2 separate regions of the Homo sapiens genome follow, and region 2 is linked to region 1. Evidence: chromatin loops called from intact Hi-C (ENCODE). Cell type or tissue: spleen. All regions are shown on one strand. Region 1 overlaps STIM1 (stromal interaction molecule 1). Region 2 overlaps STIM1 (stromal interaction molecule 1).

What was found. A loop is a pair of places that touch in the nucleus more often than their neighbours do. Peaks named below come from ENCODE experiments on the same cell type or tissue, not always from the same donor. Only the 100,000 strongest peaks of a DNase experiment are listed, where the experiment ranks them.
Region 2: it touches region 1 in a loop (2.0-fold over the local background); 7 of 110 quality-filtered maps call a loop at or near these places.

Annotation. Positions count from the first base shown.
Region 1 is chr11:3,871,938-3,879,937 of GRCh38, forward strand. The region is part of intron 1 of STIM1 (stromal interaction molecule 1); the gene reads left to right. Among named protein-coding and RNA genes, the nearest start is that of PPIAP40, 18 kb to the right of the region's middle. In spleen, no CTCF peak of the experiment used is centred here; no DNase peak of the experiment used is centred here; H3K4me3 peaks cover 470 bases; H3K27ac peaks cover 4,332 bases.
Region 2 is chr11:3,930,318-3,938,317 of GRCh38, forward strand. The region is part of intron 1 of STIM1 (stromal interaction molecule 1); the gene reads left to right. Among named protein-coding and RNA genes, the nearest start is that of PPIAP40, 41 kb to the left of the region's middle. In spleen, no CTCF peak of the experiment used is centred here; no DNase peak of the experiment used is centred here; H3K27ac peaks cover 562 bases.

The sequences.
Region 1 (8,000 bases):
GGTTTTTCTCCTCTGAATTGTCTGATGATCTGTTCTTTGCAATTCTTTGGTTTATCCCTCTCTCTTTAGTACCCTGTTCTCCTAGGTTCTCACTCTTCCTTATAATCTTGTTTTCTAACTCTCGTTTTTTTTTGAAACAGAGTCTACCTCTGTCGCCCAGGCTGAAGCACAGTGGTGTGATCTCGGCCCATTGCAACCTCCGCCTCCTGGGTTCAAGCGATTCCTGTACCTCAGCCTCCCAAGTAGCTGGGACTATAGGCGTGTGCCACCACGCCCGGCTAAGTTTTGTATTTTTAGTAGAGACAGGGTTTCACCATGTTGGCCAGGCTCATGTTGAACTCCTGACCTCAGGTGATCTGCCCGCCTTGGCCTCCCAAAGTGCTGGGATTACAGACGTGATCCACTGCACCCGGCCTTGTTTTCTAACTCTTAATGACAACAGGAAAAGTGTGGCTACACTGGCATTACACCAGTTGGAAGGGAGTGGGTCTGAGCTCTTGGGGAAATGTAAAAGTTCATTGGCTTTTGAGTACAATATGTTGTCATTAACTTGAACAAGTCTCTTTGCCTCCATTTTCTTTTTTTCTTTTTTTTTTTTTTTTGAGATGGAGTCTCACTCTGTTGCCCAGGCTGGAGTGCAGTGGCGCAATCTCGGCTCACTGCAAGCTCCGGCTCCCGGGTTCATGCCATTCTCCTGCCTCAGCCTCCCGAGTAGCTGGGACTATAGGCGCCCACCACCACGCCCGGCTAATTTTTTGTATTTTTAGTAGAGACAGTGTTTCACTGTGTTAGCCAGGATGGTCTCTATCTCCTGACCTCATGATCCTCCCACCTCAGCCTCTCAAAGTGCTAGGATTACAGGCGTGAGCCACCGTGTCTGGCTCTTTACCTCCATTTTCATATGTGCCATCTGGTTTACCATTATAGCTCAATTCTTTTGATTCTCAAAGTCACTTCCATTTCTGAAAACTCCCCTTTAATGCACAAGTATTACTGTGTTTATGTTACTCCCACTTTTTTTTTTTTTTTGAGACAGAATCTCACTGTGTTGCCCAGGCAGGAGTGCAGTGGCATGATCATAGTTCACTGTAACCTCCAACTCCTGGGCGTAAATGATCCTCCTACCTCAGCCTTCCAAGCTGGGACTATACGCAGGTGCCACCACACTCCACTGATTTTTAAAAATTAAAAAACTTGGCCGGGTGCGGTGGCTCACGTCTGTAATCCCGGCACTTTGGGAGGCCAAGGCGGGTGGATCACCTGAGGTAGGGAGTTCGAGAGCAGCCTGACCAACATGGAGAAACCCCGTCTTTACTAAAAATACAAAAAAATTAGCTGAGCGTGGTGGCGCATGTCTGTAATCCCAGCTACTTGGGAGGCTGAGGCAGGAGAATCGCTTGAACCCGGGAGGCGTAGGTTGCAGTGAGCCGAGATTGCGCCATTGCACTCCAGCCTGGGCAACAAGAGCAAAGCTCCATTTCAAAAAAAAAAAAAAAAAAATTAAAAACTTTTTTTTTTTTGTGGAGATGGATTTGCCCAGGCTGTTCTTGAACTCTTGGCCTGAAGCGATCCTCGCACCTCGGCCTCCCAAAGTGCTAGGATTACAGGTGTGAGCTACTGTGTCTGGCCATGTGTTTACCTCTGAACTGAGGACCAAAACTAGCTTTTTAGTATGGATTAGGTTCAGTATAGCCACTGGGGAATGGATTGCATTCTGGAGTGAGGGGTGGAGCCTGGCAAGAGGGCAGTTCTGTTAGCTCAGTTTACCTACGCAGGAAGGGTGTTAGGGCCTCCAGGCATACTTATGCTGCTTCTGTTATAGCTGACACCTAACTGCTCCTCCTGAGCTGAGCGTATGCTTGTACTCTTAGCCAGAAGTCAGAGCTTGGTGAGGCCTGATTCCCCAAAGAATTCAGTGATAAAAATTAGGGCACTTGAGCATATCTAATTGGCTGAACTGTGTGAAGGGCAGAGGCTTTCCCTGGGGGCTCCTTTTAATCTCTGTGGTTATAGTCTTTTAAGGTTGGACTAATTAAAATGTGTTGACAGTTGGACTCACTACTTTCCTTGCACTAGGTCCTGCTCCGGCCTCCTAGAGTACCAGAAGTTGGCACAGAGCTATTTTTCCTGGGGAGCTGAGGAGTGGGTTTCCATTTCCTAATCTACTAAATCTACAGTGATGTAATGTTTGTCCAAAATGGACTGCCAAACATTTTATGGTGGGGAGAAATTTAGGCTGGGACTTGGATGTGGCCTGGGTTTCTGCACTTCTTAAGGTGTCTTTTCAGGTTGATTGTCTGTTCTAGTAGCCCTCAAATGGCCTTGCTCTGTGAGCTGGCAAGTCATTTCTATTGCCCTGGAGTATCCTTCTCTGGTATGTGTTCCTCTTCTAACCAGAAAAAGGGATAAGGAAAAGATATTTAAGTCCCACCATTTGCCAGATCAGGGCTAGTGTTTTACACACCTATCTTTTGAGGTATGCTTCATAATGCCCATTTTGCAGGTGAAGAAATAGATTCAGAAAAGGAAAATAATTTGCTTGATTGTCATTACAGGCTGTAAGCAACTAAATCAGTATTCAAATCCAGGTCTCTCCCTAGCTTCAGGTTACTTTCCTAAGGTAGCACAAATGATTTCATGTCCTCTTATCCTTTTAAGCCGCTAAGTTCTCATATCCAGAGAGTCTTCTTCGGTTCCTTTAGCCAGAATGACTTCTTGCCCTGCTTTTTCAGACTACTCTGCCTCTCGCTAATCTGTCTGATATTTAAGTCACTGAGGCATGAATCTACCTCCCTCATCTGACTATTCCCGCTCCTGCAAGATTTGGTACTCAGGGTGTATTTGTTAAAGAACAGAATGAAGTTATAGTGCTGGAATTTCAGGTGTTATGATAGACTGGCAAGGGTAAGGGTTTTGGGCAAAGCCTTGGCTAGTTTTTCAAATAAGGCCCCCTGTGTCTTTCTGATTTGCCCAGAATGTGCTGTTATTTTCCTGGACATCTGGCTTTAGAGTTTGTATCTTTTTTTTTTTTTAATTTTTATTTTCTCCTCCTCTTCCTCTTCTTTTATTGTTTGTTTGTTTGTTTGTGTTTTTCTTGTAGTTGGTTTGCAACCTACAGAGCTAGGCTTAATGCTCCCTGGACTGGAGTGATATGACAAACCCTCAGCTTCGTCTTGGTTGCTGGAATATGCCTGTTGACCATGGTGCTTGGATTTTGTTTGTTTGGTTGGTTTTTTGCAAAGAGCATGCCAAGATACTAACCTTGCATTTGGGGCTTATACTTTCTGCAACCTCTGCCTACCAGTGTATGTCACTTCACAGGATAAAGGCTTTCCTGGCAAAGGCAAACACATGTAAAGGCATCCCTATAAGTTGAATTATTTTTCTCACTGACTTGAAAACAATTGAAAAACTATCTCAGACCTTTTTCTGTGCATATAGTGTATACTTCGTGTTTAACATAAAAAGTTAAACTTCAATGGCAAATTGGAACATAACAAAATATAGGCCAGGCACAGTGGCTCATGCTTGTAATCCCAGCACTTTGGGAGGCCGAGGCAGGCAGATCGCTTGAGCTCAGGAGCTTGAGACCAGCCTGGGCAACATGGTGAAACCCTGTCTCTACAAAAAATACAAAAAATTAGCCAGGAGTGGTAGTGTGTGCTTGTAATCCCAGCTACTTGGGGGTAGAGGCAGGAGGATTGCTTGAGCCTGGGAGGCCGAGGCTAAATTGAGCCAAGATCATGCCACTGCACTCCAGCCTGGGTGACAAAGTGAGACCCTGTCTCAAAAAAAAAAAAACCCCTAAAAACAACAACAAAAAAATCAAACCAACAACAAAATATAGTTAAAACGCCTTTAGTGGAAGAACTCATAAAATATTAATAATCAAAATAAATACTGCAATAGGATGAAACATGCATTTTTGCTTTGTATTGTTTTGATAACATAGGCAACCTGAAATAGCTTAGTCAAATATATTGAACTAAATAAGGACGCAACATTCCTTTTGGTTTCTGTGCTATGGAGAATAGATATGAAATGTTCTTAGGAGAAGGGGCAAATAATGCATTCTGGGACTAGGAAGAACTGTGCTGTGGCTCAGTTCCTCTACTCAGTGGTGAAACTAAGCTTTCTGGTTGTCTGTTCCCCTATGTGTTAAAGGGAATAATACCTATCTTGTTTAATTTTATGAGGGTTAAGTAAGATAATGTATGTGAAAGTCTTTTGTAAACTATGAAATACTATTATTGTCATACTTAGTGGGTGGCTGGAGCCAATTTGCTAGCACTGTAAGGAAGCTTTTGGTTTAAGATATGGCTAGACCTAGGTAGGAAGAAGGATGCAAAATTAATGGATAAACAGACCTAGGTAGGAAGAAGGATGCAAAATTAATGGATAAACAGTTGAATGCTGTTTGGGTAGCAGCTGAGAGGAATTCCTGTGAGTTGAGGGAAAGGACTACATTCATTTCTTTTGTTTTTGGGAGACAGGGTCTCACTCTGTTACTCCAGCTAGAGTGCTATGGTATGATCGTGGTTCACTGCAACCTTGAGCTCTTGGGCTCAAGCAATCCTCCTGCTTCAGCCTCCTGATTAGTTGGGACTACAGGCACATGCCACTACACCTGACTGATTTTATTTTTATTTTTTGTAGAGGCAGGGTTTCACTGTGTTGCCCAGGCTGGTCTCGAACTCCTGGGCTCAAGTGATCCTCCTGCCTCCATCTCCCAAAGTGATGGAATTATGGGCCACTGGGTCTGGCCTTCAATACATGTTTATTGAGTCCTGCCTGGTTGAAGATAAAGAAATACTGATATCTACCTACTAAATACATGATGTGGTAAAATATGGAGGCAGTTTGGTTTAGAATGAAAACCCCATAAAGATAGGGTTCTTGTCTGTCTCATGCACTGTTATGTATTCACCAGGAGTAGTGCCTGGCATGTAGTAGGCTCTCAAAAAATATTTGTTGAAAGAAAGTTTACGATTTGGAATCAGACAGACCAGGTTCATATTTGGGTTCTGCCCAGCCCCTTTACTGAGTGCGTTGCTCAGTTTCTTCATTTATAAATAAAATAGGACTAGGATTAGCTGGTTATTGGGAGAGTTGTTTAAAAAAAAGATTAAAACCTTTTCTATAAGGCTTTACAGTAAGCGCTTAAGGAAAGATAGTTTCTTTCATTTCCCCTTGATGGTTTGCAAAGTGTGATGGGAGTGCAGGGGAAAAAGCAGTTAGAGCTACCTGGGGGAGTCTAGACAATGGCTTCACAGGCTTGATCTGTTAGTGTCTTCCTACAGAACAACATTATTATTATTATTATTATTATTTCCTCACAAAAGGAACTCCCTGGGATTAAGCAAGCATCTTGGAATTGGTATGCCTTGCTTCTCTACATTTCCCATGGTCTTCATGGGAGGGCTGGCTCTTGTCTTTCTAGCAAGGTCACATTTACACTGTAGGTTTGTTCAGAGGTTGTTGTTCCAGAAGAAGCAGCTTTCAGTGGAGACTCTGGACTTAGCTGATTTGCATGGGCTTTTGTAGCCAGCCGTCAATCCCCTATCCCCACCCTGCCAAATACCTCAATAATTGTTAGTTATAGCTTTGAAAACGTGTACTCAGCTTGACTTCTGTTCCGGATCAGTTGTAAATTCTCACATAAGGTAGAGCAGAGTGTGTTTGCTTGGGTTAATCAGGTATTTATAAGTTGACCTTTACTAGTGAATACCTAATTTTTCCCTCATGCCTAAGTAACTCTAGCAGGCCGAGGGCCTTGTTCTCAGGCATTCCCAGAACTGTTGGGAGTTGCAGCAGGTTTGCCTGCCCTTGTCATATATGCACAAGGGCCAGTAGGATTTATCTGTCTCCCAGCAAGGGTGCCCAGGACCTCTCCTTTTATCCTATCATTCTAAAGCACTGGGAATACCAGTCTCCTCTCTCTGATCAGCATTTTAGACACTGATGCTTTCTCTTCTAGTTAGTTTCTTGGGAGAATGAGTAAGCAGGGAGGAATTGTTTGGCTTTCAGGTAAAAAGGACTTCTTGCTTGTGAATTGAAGTCACTAGGCGAGAAGTGAGTAAAGAACATGTTCCTGGATAGGAGTGGTCAAGCGTTGGTAAGTTAGACTTGGTTTGGGGTTAAATGGGCCTGGTGCTCTCTAGGAGTGGAATCAGTAAGGGTCCTGGCTGTGTCCTCATTGCCCTCCTTCGGGAGCTGAGCATTGCTGTAGGGGAGATCTCACATATGGTCTGGGGAGAAGGGAAAGGAGGAGGGTTAAGGAACGAAGAGACAGAGGGAAGAAAAGGGAACTTTTGCTGAGCTGTTTCTCTAGGCTAGGTGCTTTACACCAATAATTTTCTTTAATCTTCACAACAACTTTGTGAGGTAGCTATAATTAGTCTTGTTTTACATATGATGAAACTGAGGCCCAGAGAGGTTAAGCAACTTACCCAAGGTCACAAAGCTAGTTAATGATAATAAGTTATTATTTATCATGTGCCTGAAAAGCACATATGAAGTTTCTTTTTTTTTTTGATCCTATGAAAGATAATTATTACTTCTTCAATGCAAATGAGGAAACTGGGAATTAAAGAGCTTTGGTTACTTGTGGAAGGTCACTCATCTGGCAGTGTCAGTGCAGGGATTTGAAACCAGGTCTGTCTCATTACAGAATGTGTTCCCTTGATGTCCATGTTGCTCTGCAAATGGAAGAGCTGGGATTCAAATGCAGAGTCATGAGAGCAGGGCTTATGTCTTACCTATCTTTGTGTCACCATTCCCTATGACAGTGCTTACCATGTTGTTAGTGCCCAATAAATGCTTGCTGTAAAATCTAGCTCTGCCCTCCCCATAGCTCATGTTAGCTGCAGTGGGTTCCTATTGCTAGCTGCGTCCTGCCCCAGCTGCTCGGCTGCCTATCTTCCCCCGACAGTTTGGCCTTATCGTGCCTACCCATTGTGGCCTCCTTGACATCCCAACACACAGCATCTCCTCTAGTACTGTTGCTTTCCTCTTCTTCATACCTCTTTTTTTTTTTGAGACGGAGTCTCGCCCTGTCACCCAGGCTGGAGTGCAGTGGCGTGATCTTGGCTCACTGCAACCTCCGCCTCCCGGGTTCAAGCAATTCTCCTGCCTCAGCCTCCCGAGTAGCTGGGACTACAGGTGCACACCGCCACACCCAGCTAATTTTTGTATTTTTAGTAGAGACGGGGTTTCACCATGTTGGCCAGGCTGGTCTCGAACTCCTGACCTCAGGTGATCCACATGCCTCAGCCTCCCAAAGTGCTGGGATTACAGGAATGAGCCACTGCGTCCAGCGTTTCATACCTCTTTTCCCTAGCTATACATTTTCCTCTGGCTATGGCTTTCCAAAACCCTCCAATCCTGTTCATTCTTTTCTCTGTAGTTTTTCTGACTTATTCCAGGGACTTCCCTTTCTAGATTATAATCTTCTTAGTCTGTACCATATAATTTGTCACCTAATTATCTACTGTTTCACTTTCTGTTGGTTTCGTGGACATTAATCTTCTCCCCAGCCAACTGATGGTAGTCATATTATAATAACTCCCCAGATTGGTTTGTGCTCTGCACTTTACAAATCACTCCACTGTTTAAGACCTGTCTTTTTGCTTATCATGCCCACAGCTGCTCTGTGAGGTGGGACAGGAGGGGATTGTTATCTCCATATTATTGTAAACAAATTCAAAGAAAGCAGGTGACTTCCCAATGTCATATATGTAATTAGGGGCAGAACAGAAACTATATCTCAGGTTTACTAATTTCTGGCTTAGAATTTTATCTGCAGGCTCTTCTACATTTGTTTTTTTCCTTACCATTTCCCCTCTTGCCTTCAAGGGTCACTCAAGGCAGAACATCTACCTTGTGGGTTTTTAGGAGGTTTGGTTGGTGACCCAGTGAATGGTAAAGTAGCCCAGATATCAATCTTAGGTACTTCTCAGTGGCATCAGTGTTCTGGGTTGCTATTGCCGAGAGAATTCTCT
Region 2 (8,000 bases), 58 kb after region 1:
GTTACACAGCTGGCAAGACTAAAATCCAGGCCTTCTGACTTTGTCTTTCGAAAATGACAGCTTCCCTGTTTATAACTTTCTATAGTAAAATTGGGCTAGGATAATTTAACCATGCTATCTTTGGGGACACTTGTATTATTGAATTATCTCATATAGCTCAGGAAAATGGGGGCAAACATGAAGGGAGGGGAATAAGGCCTATCAGGCTGTGGGCAACAAAGGGAGCTCAGTGTAGCAGGATGGTGCCTACTGTACAGGTCCATGTGACCTTAGTGAACCCAAGTCAGATAGTGGCTGTCCTGCAGGTTAATCAACCATATTTCTTAGCTTGGCGTACAAGGCATTCAGAATTAGGGTTCCTGCTTCATCCCATTTTATCTCTTCCTACTTCCTATCATACAAATTGTTTTTCATTCTATTGTTTGCCAGATCTGCTGTCATCTTCCATGCATGGGCATTTGGAGGCTCTATTAAGGTTCTAGTAAAAAAGTAACTGTGGCTACCTTAGGGCCGAGCAGACAGTTTTGAATCTCCATTTACTCCAGAATCATTTTGGGCTGGAGCTCTGTCATTCATTCATGTATTCAATCATTCTTTTAACATACAGGACACTGCCTCTCTGCCAGGTACTGTACTAGGCCCTGCTAATCAGAATAATGAACAAGATAGATATGGTTCCTGCTCTCCTAGAGCTTGCAGTGTAGTAGGGAAGGCAAAAATGAACAAAATAATCATAATGAAGTCTGATGAATGTCATGAAGTGCAAATAAGGGATGTGATGGGAGGGTGCATATATCAGAGGAACTTAATATTGTTTAGGGTGTTAGGAAAGACCTGACATTAGCTGAGGAGGTGACATTTAAGTTGGATCTGAAAATTGAGAGAAAATAAGTAAGGGTTAAGAAAGGTAATGCTAGGCAGCTGGAAGAGTATGCAAAGGCTTACAGGCCAGGCAATAAGGATAAAGCCATGTCCATGTCAGTTCATTTATTCAGCAATCATTTACAACTGCTGGGTTATATCATGCAGTGTGCTAGGTTCTGGGAACATAAAAAACAATAAGACGTGGTCCTTACCTGCCCTGGATAAACTCAGTAAGGAGTAGTGATGTCACTCCTTGGTAACCAGGGTGCTAAGTTCACCCTAGATCTTGGACTCAGTTTTTTGGGTCCCATGTGATAGGACTTAACACCTTTAGAAAAACTGCCTGCCCTTGAGTGTTTGGTCCATCTGTCAAGCCGACAGGACATGGACCTCAGATGAAAACCTGCAGTGTTCTTATCCCTGGCTTCACACTTACCAGATCCATGATAAATGGGGATCTGCTATAGACTGAATGTTTGTGTCCCTCTACATTTCATACATTAAAATCCTAACCCCTAATGTGATGGTATTAGGAGGTTGTAGGGTAAATGGACCTGAGAGCAATAACAAGCATTCCCTTAGAATGACACTGTATGGCAGACACACCTGAATGCATGTTCCAAGCTAGGGAATCTGGGAGTGGCCAATCCAGAGATTTCGTTCCTTTTCTATAAGTAATATCTGAGCCCTAGCCTACCCTGTGGAACACGGGCCATACAGGGGATTGAGGCCCTGGGTTTTGAGTTGAATGAAGGCTGCCAGATGAGGCCATTAAGAGGAGGGTGTTAAGTGAAAATGCTATGTAAATTGCACGCTGTTTACAAGCGGTTGCGATTTTCCTGCCCGGCCTGTTGCTCCTGGGCTGTGTGGTTTTCCTGTCCAGCCTGCTGCGACTGGACTGTATGTAAGGCAGATACCTTGTTCAGCCCGCCACTACTGGACCATATCTGTACATAAGGCAGTTCTCTTGTCCAGCCCACCACCACTGGACTCTCTTCCGTGTATGTAAGCCCCTAATAAAACCCTGTGTCTTGTTTGCTGGCTCTAGGTCTCTTCTTTGGCCTCTTAAACCTGCTGCCTTCCCTATGGAAGTTAACAGGGTTTGGTACAACAGACACAGGGCCTTTGGTGGGTGATTAGGTCATTAGGACAGAGCCCTCTTGAATGGAATTAGTGCCCTTAGAAAAGAGACCCCAGAGGGCTGGGTGTGGTGGCTCACGCCTGTAATCCCAGCACTTTGGGAGGCTGAGGCGGGTGGATCACGAGGTCAGGAGATCGAGACCATCAGGGTTAACAGAGTGAAGCCCCGTCTCTATTAAAATTACAAAAAATCAGCCGGGCGTGGTGGCGGGCACCTGTAGTCCCAGCTACTTGGGAGTCTGAGGCAGGAGAATGGCATGAATCCAGGAGGTGGAGCTTGCAGTAAGCCGAGATCGCTCCACTGCACTCCAGCCTGGGCAAGAGTGCAAGACTCTGTCTCAAAGGAAAAAAAAAAAAAAAAAAAAGAAAAGAAAAGAGACCCTAGAGATCTCTCTTGCCCCTTCTGCAGTGGGAGGACACAGAAAGGAGACAGCCATCTATGAACCAGTAAGCGGGCCCTCGCCAGACACTGAATCTGCTGGCACCTTGGTCTTGGACTTCCTAGCCTCTAGAATTGTGAAAAATGAGTTTGTTGTTTAAGCTGCCCTGTCTATGGTATTTTTGTCATAGCAGCTTGAATGGACTAAGACAGGCTCCTCTACAGAGTTGAGGTTATTGGGGTCCAGAGATTGGCTTTTGTCCCCAGTAGAAAACATAGAAGGAGCTTTTTGGCTGAGGTGAAGTTGCCTCTGTTTTCAGAGCTTTGTGTCCTTGGTGTCTCATATTTATTACAATTGATCATGTGTTCTCACACCCATCCATTGTCTTGAGTACACCTAAGGTGGTATTTTAGCTGTGTTTTTCTGGATTCTGATACTGCTTATAGACAAAAGTCTTAGCGGCTGGCTATCTTGGACTGTAAATTGCCTAAGTCCTAGGTGTGTTGTTCACATGGGCTGTGTTGTGAATGGGACCACGTTTCCCCAATTGTGCAACAGTGCAACATTGTGGCCCTGGTTAAAGGGAAGGGAAGTTAGGTTATTGAAACATGGACTGTGTGCCTCAGGCTGTGTGATTTGTATTCTTTATTTCATTTAATACTCCCTGTAATGCTCTAAAGTAAGTACTTTTATTCTAATTTACAGATGAGGAGACTGAAGTTTAGTGAACTAAGTAAACAAGTAAGTAGTGGTTTGGGGTTAGAGTTTAGGTCCAACTCTAAAGTCCATGTTTCCCTCTCTCATCCAGCTGTTTCCCAATGTAGTTACAGACTTCAGATCTTGCATGTCATCTTGTTTCCATGGCCTCTTTGGCCTTGTCTACCTTGACTTATTTGCCTTGCCTCCCTGTGTCAGTAATCTAAGGATTCTCAACATGGCTGAGGCTCAGGAATATATCCTGTTTGGTAGATAACCTAGAGTCTCTCTCTCTTCCCCGCCGCCCGCCGTCTACAATGTATTTTTGTGTCTAATGTGAGGCAACATTATAACTATAATTGGAGTCATTTTTAAAGAGTAAGTTAGCTCTAAATTTGGTGGGCTGCTTTTCTTAATCCAGTTCCCACAGCATTCTCAGGAAGACGGAAGATGGGGATGGCTCATTAGAAATGAGTTTGAATGAAAAAGGCATTGGGGCTTGGCTTGAGTGGTGGAAAGAGCCTCCCTCAGCCTTTCTAAATTGCGTGGCTACTGAAGTTGGTTGGATCTTTGTAAGTTAGTACTTAATGTCCCTTTTCCAGGGACCTAAGATTCTCTTTTCTCTCTTTCCCGTAGAAGCCCTGCCTCATCATCTGGAGATTCTGGAGCTACTGACATTAGAGTGGAGAGACTTTTTTCTTTCACAGAGTTGTCAGGGTTGTGTACGGGGTGGGAGAGGGGTCTGTGTATAAGGCAGAATCCAGGGAATGGTGGAAGAGGAAGTGTAACATGTTTTTGTGTCTTCAATAGCTTTTCAGCACTCTTTTTTTTTTTCCTCCTCTTTTCTTCTGGAGACTTTGCAGTCTCATTTGAGAAGTGGGGTCCCAAATAAAACAAGGCTGCTACACTCACCCATCTTGTGTTCCAACTCTGCTTCCTTTTCCTGAAGGCTGACAGGCTTTTTCATATCTTGAGTCTTTGTACCTTCTGTTCCCTCATCCTTGAAGGCCCAGTTTGATCTCTTCTCTCTGGAGGTTGTCATGCCCACTTTGTGCCTCCATAGCACTTTGTACAGCCTTTTATATAGTCTTATTCACTTAGCTGTCTGCTTCACTCTCCACATCTTGAACCTCTTAAGAGCAAGAGGCTGAGTTAGTTTCACCTCTCTTTAGCAAGCACAGGGTATGAGGGAGACTAGAGTCTCAAAAATTGTAGAATTGAACAATTCAATTCATTACATCAGTACCTTGGTACACTGATGCCCAAATCAAAAGTAGATGATTGTGTACAACTATCTTGTGTACTTCCATAAACTAAATAAGTTTCTCTTCCATAATTCACTGTTTTGTGTATCTCCCAGGCCCATAGCCCTTCAAACATGCAGTGCAGTAGCTGACTTTGAGAGAGAACAGAGCACAGATGTTATCTTTGCCTGCTTTGCCCTTCACCTCACAGTGCTCTTCTAAGTCCCTGGGCTTGACCCAAGGAATGAGTAGGGAGGAAATGCCAGAAATGAGCCACCCTTGGCATCCTAACTCCTTGGTTTGCAGGTTTGGCCCTGTGGGGCAGTGCAAGGTGAGCAAATGGAAAAGAACCTGTTCCCTGTAATAGCAGCTGAAAGGGATCTCTACAGATTATTACTGTCATCTTTTCGCAGCTGCAGTTGCAGCAATGAGACACTCCCCTCATTGCATTCTGCATCTAAGACAAAATCAATTCATCTTTTAAATTGGCTCTCTTGGCTTGTCCTGAGATTTCTCATAGGGCTGAGAGCCTGAAACAAGTCATCTTACCCGTGTTTTTCTACCATTGTAAGGCCAAAGACTGTGAGATTGTGTACCCTTAGCCCTTCATTTTATACATGGGGAAACTGAGGCCCACCATGGGCATAGGACTAGTTCAAGGTTGGGTGACTAGTGTCAGGTGAGGCTAGACACTGGTCTTCCAACTCCCTGCAAGGTGCTCTCTTCATTATACCCTGCTGTCTCTGATATCAGTTTATGTTTGTAATGCCTGTAGATTGTGAAGTTGGTGAGGCTGAAGTAACCAGGAAACCTGGTTTCTTTTCTTTCTGTCACCTTCCTAGTTTCTGGACATCAGGGCACAGTAGACATTCTGGGAAGACTTAGTGAAGGAGTAAATAAAAAACAAAGTTGGCCCAGGAAAACTGCATGGTCTAAGCCAGAAGAAGACTAACGAAAGCAGATTCCTCCCAGTTTCACTGGACATCTTTGGCTTTGATGATGATTCCTGTGGTTCGATTTTCCCAGTGTTAAATGCAACCTTGGCTGGAGCGTGGAAGAAGTATGGATTGTAACTATGGTATTTTATCTGGTGAAAACCAGGTCTGTAATTAAATGTCTGTGAAAATACCACACCTGGGCTAACTGAGGATGCCTTTGAGTCTTCAGATGCCTCCCTTATTCCCTAGCAGCAATCACAAGACAGAGATTGTGTGCATCATTGAGAACTAACTACATTATACATAGGTAACATTTATTGAATGCTTACTAAGTTTTCTGGAACTTTTTGAGGTATTTACAATTCTTTTAATCTTCACAATCATCCATGAGTAGTTACTATAATTCTTTTAACTTTTCAAATGGACTTTATTGAGATATAATTTACATATAATATACTCATTTTAAGTGCTCAGTTCGAGTTCTGACAAATGTAGTATATGCCTGCGTAACCTCTCCCCTACAATCAAGATATAGAACATTTTCATCAGTAGGTACTTTTGTTATCCTTATTCTACAAAGAGGAAAACTGAAAGACAGAGAAGTTAAGTGACTTGTGTGGGGCCCCATGGTAATAGAACCAGCATTTGAATCCATGCTGTGTGACTGCAGAGTCCACATTCTTCTGAGCTGTGCTACCTTTCATCTCTCAATTTGTGGTCAAGCCATTGCCTCTCTTGTCCTAGTGGACAAGTGCATTAAGGACTAAGATGACATAGACTTACAATCTAAGCACTAGGAGGGGTGTTGGGGAGCAAGAGGCCCAGAGATAGGCAGTGGGGAGGAATGAGATAGCCATCTCAGTACCCCTACAGTTCCAGGACCCAAAGAAGGCAGAACAACGTGCCTTTTGCTCAGCCTTTGCTTCTCCAGGCCTGCAAAGAATAGGGTAGACTAGAGAGTCTTATAATAAGGTTACCAGTATGATATAGTATCTGAAAAAAGGACGGCTCCTAGGCTCACATAACTGGAATAGAAACATAGAAAATGAGAAGAGATGATAGTCTCATATGTTCTGAGAGTGACCTTAGTAGTGGCTGCAGCCCATTCTGGACTTGGCACTATAGAGGCAACATAGATAGTCTGGAGATGGAGAGTGGCCTTGAAATCCAATCCTTTGAGGAGAGGTTGAAGGAGCCAAGACTGGATGCCCTGAAGTGAAAATGTAATCACTGGCTTCATATCCTTGAAAGGCTGTTCTTTGGCAGAGAAAACCAACTTGTTTTTCTTTGTGGCTTCAGAAGGGGTAATTAGAACCCAATGGGTGGGATGGTGTAGAGTATTTTGGAAAAATTAAAGTACAGTGAATATGACATATCTCATATCTCATTAGCTTGGAGTACAAATAAGATCAGATCTTTTTTCAATATTAAAATTAATCTCTGCAGCTGGGTGCAGTGGACCACGTCTGTAATCCCATCACTTTGGGAGGCCGAGGAGTCCAGGAGTTGAAGACCAGCCTGGGTGACATGGCAAAACCCCATCTCTACAAAAAATACAAAAATTAGCTGGGTGTGATGGCATGCATCTGTAGTCCTAGCTACTTGGAAGGCTGAGGTGGGAGGACCACCTGAGCCTAGGAGGCAGAAGTTGCAGTGAGCCGAGATGACACCACTGCACTCCATTCTGGGCAACAGAGCGAGACTTCATCTCAATAATAATAATAATAATAATAATAATAAAATATCTGGAATGAGTGTGAAATTATCTGGAAATTTAATATGTTTCCCTTGGGGCTGTTCTTCTTCCCTCTTTCTCTTTATGAAGTATTCAAAAACTCTAAGGGCTTATTCAATCCAAAGGGGTCAGGCTTAGTTCCAAGTAGAGAACTAAAGAATCTTATTGGCCTGCTAGCGGGCCCCATTTTTAGCTTCTGTTGGTGTTGCACAGTATGGCTTTTAAAAATGGATCTTTCACAGAATGTGGTTTCTGTATTTACTGTAGCCACAAGAACCTGATTCTCCATAAGTCACAGTGGTTCATTGAGGGAGGATGATGGCAGTCCTTCAATGTCACTCTTAGTCCCAGGGTTCACTCTGCTTGAGCTCTCAAGGTGAATGCTCAAGTTTATATGTATATAAGCTCATCCACTGGAGGAGGAAACCTCCACAATTTTCCATTTGGCTAAGTCTAGAAGTGTTTCTAGCTTCCACCACATTCTAGCTCCAGAACCTTCTCTCATGATCACTTTTGTTATAGAGCTTGGGACATCCCTTCAGCATGAGCTCTTACTGTTGGCTGTTGGTGTCCCCCCCTACCTTTAACTTCACCTAGGATCTTGAGTCTGTTAGAGAAATTCTTTTTTTTTTTTTTTGAGATGGAGTCTTGCTTTGTTGCCCAGGCTGCAATGTAGTGGGGCGATCTTGGCTCACTGCAACCTCCGCCTCCTGGGTTCAAGCGATTCTCTTGCTTCAGCCTCCCGAGTAGCTGGGTTTACAGGTGCCCACCACCACACCCAGCTAATTTATTTTTGTATTTTTAGTAGAGACAGGGTTTTGCCATGTTGGTCAGGCTGGTCTCGAACTACTGACCTCAAGTGATCCACCTGCCTTGGCCCCCCAAAGTGCTGGGATTACAGGCATGAGCCACCGCGCCCGGCCTGTTAGAGAAATTCTAATAGCATTGAACTTCAGAAGTAAGGGGAGTCAAAGTTTCAGTCTCTCCCTAGGAGAGCTTTAGA